Linked DNA regions of Mus musculus: region 2 is linked to region 1. The links are chromatin loops, found by intact Hi-C in ENCODE. Cell type or tissue: left cerebral cortex. All regions are shown on one strand.

Region 1 (5,000 bases):
AAACATTTATTACCTTAATTGTAGATCATACCATATCATATCAATGCAAACATAAGTTTAGTTTTTTAGGGAGTTTGGGTGGCTCTGAATTATTTCAGTTTTGTGGTGTTGGGGCCTCACGCATGCCAGGAAAAAGCTTTACCACTGTGCAACATCCCCAACCACTCCTTGCTGTAAAAAGAGCTGACCACACTCATCGTAAGTTCAAGTCCTCCTCCTGCCTAGGCCTTCCACGGCGCTGCAACTGTAGACATCTGCCACTGTGTATGCTGGTCAGTGTGCTAGAATTAGGACAGTGAGCGGAGACATCCCCACTGCATGGCCGTAAGCGAAATGAGATGAGCTCTAGTCAACATTTCAATGACAATGATACTACAGAATTACCAAGTACTAACATTAGCTGCAAACTGGCCAATCTATCCCGGACTGGCCTACCTGTTGACATGTTCTTCCCAGTCTTCTGGCGGAGGAGGAGCATCTGCATCTGTCCTGGCGAAGATCACGTGCCGTTCACACTCGTTCATCACACTTCTTGCCTTCTGATTGTCATAAAGTGGAACAGGAGTTGCCGTGACCGTCTCCACATCTATTGGAACGTCTGACTCACTGTAAACAGGTGAGGAAATAGGACCAAGCCACACACACTTCACACAACACAGATGCTTAACCATCAGCTGGTTGCCAAGGTTTAAGACATGTCTAATAAACATGATTAGCTTTAAATGATTTTCATATCCACAGTCATTACATCCTCTCATCTAGCTCTCTCCTCTCCCTGCTGTGTGCCTGGGAAAGGCAAGGTCATTACACTTTCTGTGGCTTTGTTTTTTTTGTTTTTTTTTTGTTTTTTTCTTAAAGTTTCATCCTGGCCTGGAACTATGTTGCCCAGGCTAGCCTTGAACTCAGCCGTTACAGTTTAAGATTTTAAATGCATATATGTGGGTATGCACATGTGAGCTCCAGTGTCCACAGAGGCCAGAGACATCTGACATGGGTGCTGTGAGCTGGATTTGGGTCCTCTACAGGAGCAGTGTATGATCTTAACTGCTGACACATCTCTCTCCAGCTCCTAGCCTTAACCTCTTGACTCTGCTCTTGCCTCAGCCTCACCAAGTGCTGGGATGATAGGCATGAGCTACCACACTTGGCTCCAAAGTCTTTTAAAAATGCAGCTATATAAAAATAAAACAATTTAAAAATTCAGTTCCTAAGGGCTGGAAAGATGGCTCAGCAGTTAAGAGCATTTGATGCTCTTGCAGAAGACCCAAGTTTGATTCCTAGCACCCACGTGGGGTGGGTGACACAACTGTCTAATTCTAGCTCCAGGGAGATCTGATGCCTCTAACCTCTGAGGACACTGGTATTCGATGAACATACCACACTCATAAACACAATTAAAAATAAAATAAATTTTCCAATACAGTAATTTGGTTCCTAAATCACTGATTCTCATCAAAAATAAAAGAGTCATTAAGATACAAACACAAAGCAGGAAGTTTTATATAGTTAAAAAAAAAAAATTCAAATTCTACTTAAAGGCGGTTTTCAGTTATCCCCAGGCCAGAAGGATCAGGATTATGCTAGAATGTTCCCCTAAAGTCACGGCTCATGGACGATGAGGAAACTGAAAGCCAAAAACCTGTTACTATCATTAGGAAAGAAAAACTCCTCTGAGCTGGGAGGTATTACAGGTCTGCACTTGGGAGGCTGAAGCAGACAGATCTGTGAGCCAGCCTGATCTACATAGAGAGTGCCAGGATGGCCAGGGCTACATAGAGAAACCCTATCTTAAATAAGCAAACTATTACTCTAAGCCACAGCAATGACTGCAATCGGAACGTAGGGAGGCTGCCAACCTGAACTACACAGCAAGCTCAAAGCCAGCCAGGGGTACACAGTAAGACCCAAGTGATGGAGGTAACACAGATCTATAATCCGAGCACCTGAGAGGTGCAGGCAGGAAGATCAGAGTTCATACTACTTACTGTCTGGAGAGAGAGAGAGGGGTGTGTGTGTGTGTGTGTGTGTGTGTGTATAGAACCCAAATACAAGATCTCAACTCCCACCAAAACAAAACAAAAATAACCTGTGCTTGAGGAAAGATTAAACATGAAGTCAAAACAAACACAAAATCTCCTATCTTAAAATTTGTAATGATCAGAAAAAGAGTGTCTCAACAAATCCTGATACGAGTGAAGTCAGAAGGTTCAAAATTAATTAGTTAGGTCAAATATAATCAAATCATTTATCAGAGAGTACATTTTTGAAATGTTCTTGCCCCCTGACATAGGGTGGCTGGAAAGATAAAGAGACTTACTTAGGAAGGGTTTAGATTAACCCACAGGTGGCTTTTTGTAAGGAGGTAAGAATTGAAAGCAATGTTTTGGGAACTGTCTCCCAATCTGTGCACTGAAGCCAGAGACTCAATGATAGATTGTAGCCACTGCCAAACAAACTAGATGCTGCAGTAAAGGGAAGAAGGAATTATCTAGTTACTGGGAACTAAGCAAGCTAGGCTGTTTTCCTTTGCGCATCTCCCTTTCCTAACTCATGTTTGGCAATGTCTGTGTAGGTGTCCAACTTTGCCCTGCCGTTCTGATGCTGCTCATCCAAGCTCTCCATTCACCCTGCAGCCCCAATCACTCCTAAGAACATCTAAGCCCCGCCACGCATCACTTCCTTAAGAAGGAAACCCAAACTCACATGGTATTCTCAAACTCACATAGTATTCTCCTGCTGCCGACGGGGGGTTACAAAGAGCATGCGGGTGGGGCGGGCACTACTGGCATCTGGGTGGGCACTCCACGGTTTTGCATAGCTATGATCCAGGAAAACGAGGTCCAGTTCCCGCTCATGCACTGAAAGCTGGAAGAGCAGGGAGGTACCCATCCGCCGAGCTGAAGTCTGGAAGTCCCTCTCCCCACCCCGGTGGGCCATGTCAGTAGTCAAGCAGCCAAGTCAGGGTGTGAATATCTGCATGCTAGTCACCTGCAGTGAAAGGGGGCTTGTGAATTCAATAGCTTCCATTTCTCCCAACTTTCACTATCAAAACATGTCTTTATGCTCAGCATTCGATCTTTGATTATGCACATCTATGTGTCCTCCCACACCGCCACCAAACAGAACGGTGCCATACACAATTTTATAACTGTAAACTGACAAGACTCCACAGTTCACAAAAACATGACCTTTGCAATTGCCAAGGCGTGGTGACGCACGCCTTTAATCCCAGCACTGGGGAGGCGGAAGCAGACGGATCTCCGGGAGTTCAAGGGCAGCCTAGTCTACAGAGTGGGTTCCAGGACAGCCAGAGCAATATATTGAGATCCCATCTCAAAAACAAAAACCTAAATTTGCTGGGCAATTTTCTTCCTGGGTGGTAAAGGTTTTTGCAAACCAGAGGGATCACAAACATGAATTCATCAAAAGCTAAAGGTCCCTACTTTTCGTCCCCTAAACAGGACGTGGGCAGGGCTGGTCTGCTCGGGTGGCCCCAGCACAACAGGCGGGCACCGCGGGCCTCCAAGCTTCATTGCTTTGGGCTGAGGTCAAGGGGACTCTCCTAGGGTCACGCTCCACCAAAGGTTTGCATCAACCTCATGGTACTCCGGAGTTTTGGGAAGAGAAAAACTAGAGCCCGCCCTCAGCCCGGCCGGGCCCTCAGAAGGCCTCTCCTCCTTCGCCCTCCCTCGGCGAGGCGCCCAGCAAACGGCCCGCTCCTCTGAGAGGTTCCCGCCACGGAACCGCAGAACCTCAAAACGGCCCACCCGGGCGGCGGCCCCGGAGCCCGGACGACTCGGCCAAGGTCATCCCGAGTTCCCGGCGAGGAGGAGCCGCCCGGCCCCACCTCCCCTCCCGGGGCCCTCCTCGGCCTCGCGCCTCGGCCGCCCCAGCGCCGCGTCTGCCTCCCGCGCCCCGCCCGGCCGGCCCGGCCTGGCCCGCGGCTTCAGCCCCCGACCCCTCATGCCCGCGGAGCCCCGAGGGCTTCTCCGAGCCCGCCGCCCAACGCCTGGAACCCCACGGGCCACCACCCGCGCCGGGGCAAAACCGCGTCTCACCCGCAGTTGTCGGCCGCGCGCTCGCCCGAGCCGGACCCCAATGCGCGTGCGCCTTACCTCCCGGCGCCTTGGGCTCTGAGGAAAACGCGGAAGCAGATCGCTCTCCCGGAACCGCGCGGCGGCGAGCGGCAAAGCCCGGAGCGGATCCGCGCCCGGGACCTGGCTAACCTGTGGGGAACGCGGAAAGCGCGCGCGACTCCCGGGGCAGAGACGTTCTCCCTCTGCGTTTTCTGTGGGAAAAGTGAGGACAAAGAGCAAGATAGTTCAGACCACCCCAGCGCTCGGTGTCCCCTTCCCTGTTACAGAGCTGGGTTCAATTTGCAGTGTGCGGGTGGGGTTTATTTCAGCCCATCGGGGTTTATAATCCTAGCACTCTCTGGAGGCTGAGACAGGAGGATCGAGGTGAGTTCCAGAACAACCTGAGCTACACCATGACACCCTGTCTCAAGACCTCAAAGCAAACCAGAGAGATGGGGAGATGAAGAGAGGGAGGGAAAGCTTTGCAGAATGTTGGGATACAATTCTAGGGCTCTGCGGAGTTTAATAAGAAACTGGTACAGCTCAGACTAGGATGAGGTGGAAGATGAGGCAGAGGACAGATGTAAGGTTCAATTTTTTTTTCCCCCAGGTTTTTTTAATTAGGTATTTAAAAGGATCTTTACCAATCCTAAATCAGATAGGGGACTAATATCCAATATATATAAAGAACTCAAAAACATGGACTAAAGAAAACCAAATAACCCCATTAAAAATGGGGCTCAGAGCTAAACAAAGAATTCTCAACTGAGGAATACCAAATGGCTGAGAAGCACCTGAAAAAATGTTCAACATCCTTAATCATCAGGGAAATGCAAATCAAAACAACCCTGAGATTCCACCTCACACCATCAGAATGGCTAAGATTAAAAATTCAGGTGACAGCAGATACTTGCAAGGATGTGG
Region 2 (5,000 bases), 140 kb after region 1:
CTGGAACTGGCCCAGTCTGCATGTCTTCCCAGCAGAGGAGGACTCTGCAGACGGCATCCAAGTGGGTGGCCAAGTCACAGCCGCCATAGCAGATGACTCCTATTTATTTTGCATTAAGATTTTAATTTGTATATTTTTGTGATTTATTTTGGCATTGTTATGAGTTTGACTCTCGGGGAGTTTTGTTGTTATGACTCTTGTGTCTTTTGTCACAAAACAATGATAATATTTGCTAAACAATATATGGACTTTATTTTTGATTGGTAATAAAAAATGAAATGTATATAAGTTTTGGTGAGCATATAACTTTGGTATTTTGTTTCTGGACTATTTGCTGTATATTGTAGAGACAAGTGACTAGCTGTCACTTGTGACAGGACAAGGGCAGTTGAGTATTGTAGAACCATTTGGAAGGGAAATACAAGAAGAACTGTAATTTACAAAGTATATATAATCAAGGCAGTTGTCACAGGAGTTGTTGTGGAGAGGCCGGTGCTGGCAGACATGCAGGGCAAATAAGTCCGATGTCATAGGATTCTGCTAGTGAGTGTTGGAATGGAGCAACCAATGAACAAATAGCCCTCCTTCCGCTCTGGGGGCTGAGGGCTGTTTGGGCTCCATGCAATAGTAGGATGGTGTCGTTTCACAACACACAGAAACGACTTTGTCTATGTCAATGGCTTTGGGGGGTTGGAGTGTCCATCTGAAATGGCAGACCTAAGGTTTCCTTGCTGTGCTGCCTAGGTTATCGCTCAGAAGCGCAGCTGTGGAACAGTTTGGTGGCAAGCACACGTGCTGAGAACTAGCATGTGCAGTCTTGGGCACCAAGGCCAGAGAACCCCGCAGGGCTGGAATGGGAGGTTGTTTTATTTGTGCTTGGTAGAGGGTCTCCATGTGGAGCCCACGTTGGTCTCATGTGGTGGTGACCCACTGCCTCTAGCTCCTGGGTGCTGGTATCACAGGCATGCACCACCATGTTTCGTTTGTTTGAGACAGGGTTTCTATTATGTACCTTTAGCTGTCCTGGAACTTGCCCTGTAGACCAGCCTGGCTTCAAACTCAGAGATTCACCTGCCTCTATCTCCCAAGTGCTGGGATTCGAGATGTGTGCCACCACGCCCAGCCCTGGTTGGTAACGTTGTTTTTGAGCTGGCTGGTCTCCATTTGCTTTCCTTTCTTCCAGTACCCTGGGTAAGCTGTTCGTGCTGGCACGTGTCATCTCAGCACACAAGAGACTGAGGCAGTAGCATCAGGAATTTGAGGCCAGCCTAGGCTACAAAGGAAGGCCCTGCCATCAGGGGAAAAAGATTTGCACTTGGGTAGGCAATGGAAAGAATACCCCAAATGAAAGGCTAACGTAGAAATGTGTATACAGGGATGGGATGAAGTTGGAGCCGTGTATACAGAGATGGGATAAAGTTGGAGCGGTCTGTTGTCCATCACAAGTGTGTTTGGTGCTGAACCCCTGCGACATACCAGCTGCTCTAGCTTTGTGGGGAAGAGATCATTGTCCCAGGCCTTCGCCCCTCCTGTCACTTCTCTCTGGGACCTTTCTTCCCAGACCTTATAAGGCTTGCCCCTCATATCAACCTCTGTTCAAATGTTCCCTCCTTGATTACCTACATCTCCGTTAGCATCATCTCCCCAATGTTTCCTCGTCCTCTCCTTATAACACTTCCAACCGGGTCTTAAAATGTTTCCTGGGATCCCAGCACTGGTTCTGAGCACCACGAGGGTGGAAGCTGTTGTCCCTGCCAGAGTTCCAGCCTTTGGGAAGTTACCTGTCCCGCACACACTCAGTGTAGGAAATGCTTGTCACACGAGCAAATGAAGAGCACATGGAGCTAAGATGCACAAGCTAGCCAGGGAGATCATACCTTGCCCCCATTTATGAGGTGTTTGCTTTGTTACATTTTTTTATTGTTATTTTAAAATTGATGTTTGGCCAGGCAGTAGTGGCACATGTCTTTAATCCCAGCACTTGGGAGGCAGAGGCAGGTGGATTTCTGAGTTCGAGGCCAGCCTGGTCTACAGAGTTCCAGGACAGCCAGGGCTACACAGAGAAACACTGTCTCAAAAAAAAAATTGATGTTTGTATGTGTATGTTTGCGTGTATGCACATATGCCATGTGGGACTGTTTCAGTTATGTCTACAGAATCCATTTTAGAAAAAAAATTCAAGAGGCTGGAGAGATGGACTCAGTGGTTAAGAGCACTTACCACTCTTGCAGAAGGCCTGGTTCCCAGAACCAACATGGTGGCTCACAAATGTCAACTCTAGTTCCAGGGGATGTAGTGCCCTCTTCTAGCCTCCTTCGGCACCTGCATACACAACACACATACATACACTTGGGCCCACACAGACACAAAACAAAACAAAACATATGTATAAGATGTGTACATGTCTTAGTACATTTAGGGAGAAAGTAGAGAGAAAAATGCAAAAAACAGGGATACCCATAGAGAAGCTAATCCCATAAAGACCACATACAATGAACGAAGAATGCTCCATCTGATCATGCAGGTGTCTTCCAAAATAAGGACAAAAAGAACCCTCTCAAACAGCTTTCTCAACCCGAGGAATCAGAATAAACTGTGGTTGTGAAGCTAGCATGTATGGAAATTCCTGACAGCTGCTATCTCCCTGCATGGCTGAATGACCCGAATGTCAGGTGCATGTCAGAAACCAAAGGCACACAGAATCAGTCTCTAAACATCGTTTTATTGTAAGCTTAATTACATGAAACAAGTGTGAAGATTCAAGGAAACAGATTTTTCTGGGTTTGAGTATTTACTATGGACCTTCCTATCAAGGCATCTTCCTCAAAAGCAGGTGTCTGTCTTGATATCCACAGAGCCCAACGCAAAGCTAAGAGACTTTAGCTTTAAAACAAACCAATAGAGCTGGGTGAGGTTAAGAATGTGTGCTGAGGACCAGAGTTCAGTTCCCAGCACAGCTTCCCATTAGCTTGGAACTCCAGCTCCAGGGGGAATTCGACGCCCTCTTGCGTCTGCCCAAAGCACTGCCCTCGCAAGCGCAAACCCACATACAAATACAAATGATAAGAAAATGTTTTAAACAAACGACTCCAGGTTTCCCTGTGCCCAGTCCCTGGTTCTTATTCAGCCCTTAGCCTTGCTGGCCAGAGGGTTAATGACCTTCCTTTGCTCGTCCACACGCGCCGGGAACTCCGAGGCCGTCCCAGACAGCCGCCCCGCGTCCTCCCTTGCCTGCGGAGCCCCACGCCCCTCCGGCTCGCCCCGCCCCGCGCCGCTTGTTTACTCCCCGGCGCAGCCTAGTTCTCCCCAGAGCCCGCCCCCGCCAGCCGCTTATTGGTCAAAGTGACGCGGAGGCCCGCGCCGATTGGCTGCAACAACAGAGGCGCGGGTGAGTGGGGTAGGCTGCGCCCGAGGCCCAGAAGGGGTAGCAGGCCATGGCGGCGGCTGCTGCGGCTGTGGTGGGTTGGTTGGGCTGGGTGCTTGCCGCGTTCTGTCTGGGCAGCACCGCAGGGGAGGCGGCGCCGGCGCCGGGCGCGGGACTGCTGAACTTCTGCACGGAAGAGGACAGCGCACCGGGCGCGGGCTCCCTGCGCGGAAGGGCAGCGCCAGAGGCCACTTTGTGCTTGCGACTCTTCTGCTCCGGCTTGGCCAACAGCTCCTGGACCTGGGTAGCCGCCGAGGGCGCAGGCTGCCCGGAGGGCGGACGGGCCACGGAGCCCGAGGAGGCGGCCGCCCCGACGGGCGAGTGGCGCGCGCTGCTGCGCCTGCGCGCCGAGGCCGGCCACCCGCGCTCCGCGCTGCTGGCGGTGCGCGTGGAGCCGGGTGGTGGGGCCGCGGAGGAGGCGGCGCCGCCCTGGGCGCTGGGGCTGGGGGCGGCCGGGCTGCTGGCCCTGGCGGCGGTGGCGCGCGGCCTGCAGCTGAGCGCGCTGGCGCTGGCGCCGGCCGAGGTGCAGGTGCTGCGCGAGAGCGGCTCGGAGGCGGAGCGCGCGGCGGCGCGGCGCCTGGAACCCGCGCGGCGCTGGGCCGGCTGCGCCCTGGGCGCGCTGCTGCTTCTGGCCAGCCTGGCGCAGGCGGCACTGGCCGTGCTGCTGTACGGGGCGGCGGGCCAGCGCGCCGTGCCCGCCGTGCTGGGTTGCGCGGGGCTGGTGTTCCTGGTGGGTGAGGTGCTGCCGGCCGCCGTGAGCGGACGCTGGGCGCTGGCGCTGGCGCCGCGCGCGTTGGGCCTCAGCCGCCTGGCGGTGCTGCTCACCTTGCCCGTGGCGCTGCCGGTCGGGCAGCTGCTGGAGCTGGCAGCGCGGCCGGGGCGTCTGCGGGAGCGCGTGCTGGAGCTGGCGCGCGGCGGCGGCGACCCCTACAGCGACCTCAGCAAGGGAGTGCTGCGCTCCCGGACCGTGGAGGACGTGCTCACGCCGCTCGAAGACTGCTTTATGCTGGACTCCGGCACTGTCCTAGACTTCAGCGTCCTCGCCAGCATCATGCAGAGCGGCCACACGCGCATCCCAGTGTACGAGGAGGAGCGCTCCAACATCGTGGACATGCTCTACCTCAAAGACTTGGCTATCGTTGAGCCCGAGGACTGCACACCGCTCAGCACCATCACCCGCTTCTACAACCATCCACTCCACTTTGTCTTCAACGATACCAAACTGGACGCTGTCCTGGAGGAGTTCAAGCGAGGTAAGGGGACGCCCCTGTTAGAAAGGCCCCAGAAAGTGATGGCCTTGTACCTGCGAATGACCTTTGGAAATATTTAAAGACCCACCTTTTAGAAGCGGAAGGAAGTGCTATGGGAGTCTGATGCGGGAGGATCGGAAGGTGGTTACCCTGTTTGTTAAATAGAAAATTTTAAAAAAGTTGGGGATGTAGCTCAGTGCTTGCCTAACATACATGAAGCCCTGACCATTACCCAGTACCACATAAACCCAAGCAGTGGCCTACCTACTTAGAAGGATGGAAGCCGGCCTGGACTAAAGATTCTGTCTCAAAAGTAAATGAATGAA

What was found. Hi-C counts contacts between places; a loop is a spot of excess contacts. Peaks named below come from ENCODE experiments on the same cell type or tissue, not always from the same donor. Only the 100,000 strongest peaks of a DNase experiment are listed, where the experiment ranks them.
Region 2: it touches region 1 in a loop (3-fold over the local background); 5 of 42 quality-filtered maps call a loop at or near these places.

What each region holds. Positions count from the first base shown.
Region 1 is chr1:36,365,047-36,370,046 of GRCm38, forward strand. It overlaps Kansl3 (KAT8 regulatory NSL complex subunit 3), which reads right to left and starts at 4,135. Exons shown (of 22, transcript NM_001310513.1): 1 at 4,059-4,135; 2 at 2,723-2,988; 3 at 436-606. The coding sequence starts at 2,937. In left cerebral cortex, no CTCF peak of the experiment used is centred here; DNase peaks (open chromatin) are centred at 2,833, 3,254 and 4,140; H3K4me3 peaks cover 1,921 bases; H3K27ac peaks cover 856 bases.
Region 2 is chr1:36,508,477-36,513,476 of GRCm38, forward strand. Cnnm4 (cyclin M4) reads left to right here. Exons shown (of 7, transcript NM_033570.2): 7 at 1-300. It overlaps Cnnm3 (cyclin M3), which reads left to right and starts at 3,391. Exons shown (of 8, transcript NM_053186.3): 1 at 3,391-4,677. The coding sequence starts at 3,435. In left cerebral cortex, CTCF peaks have their summits at 3,003 (motif pointing left) and 4,240; DNase peaks (open chromatin) are centred at 3,354, 3,882 and 4,203; H3K4me3 peaks cover 1,869 bases; H3K27ac peaks cover 969 bases.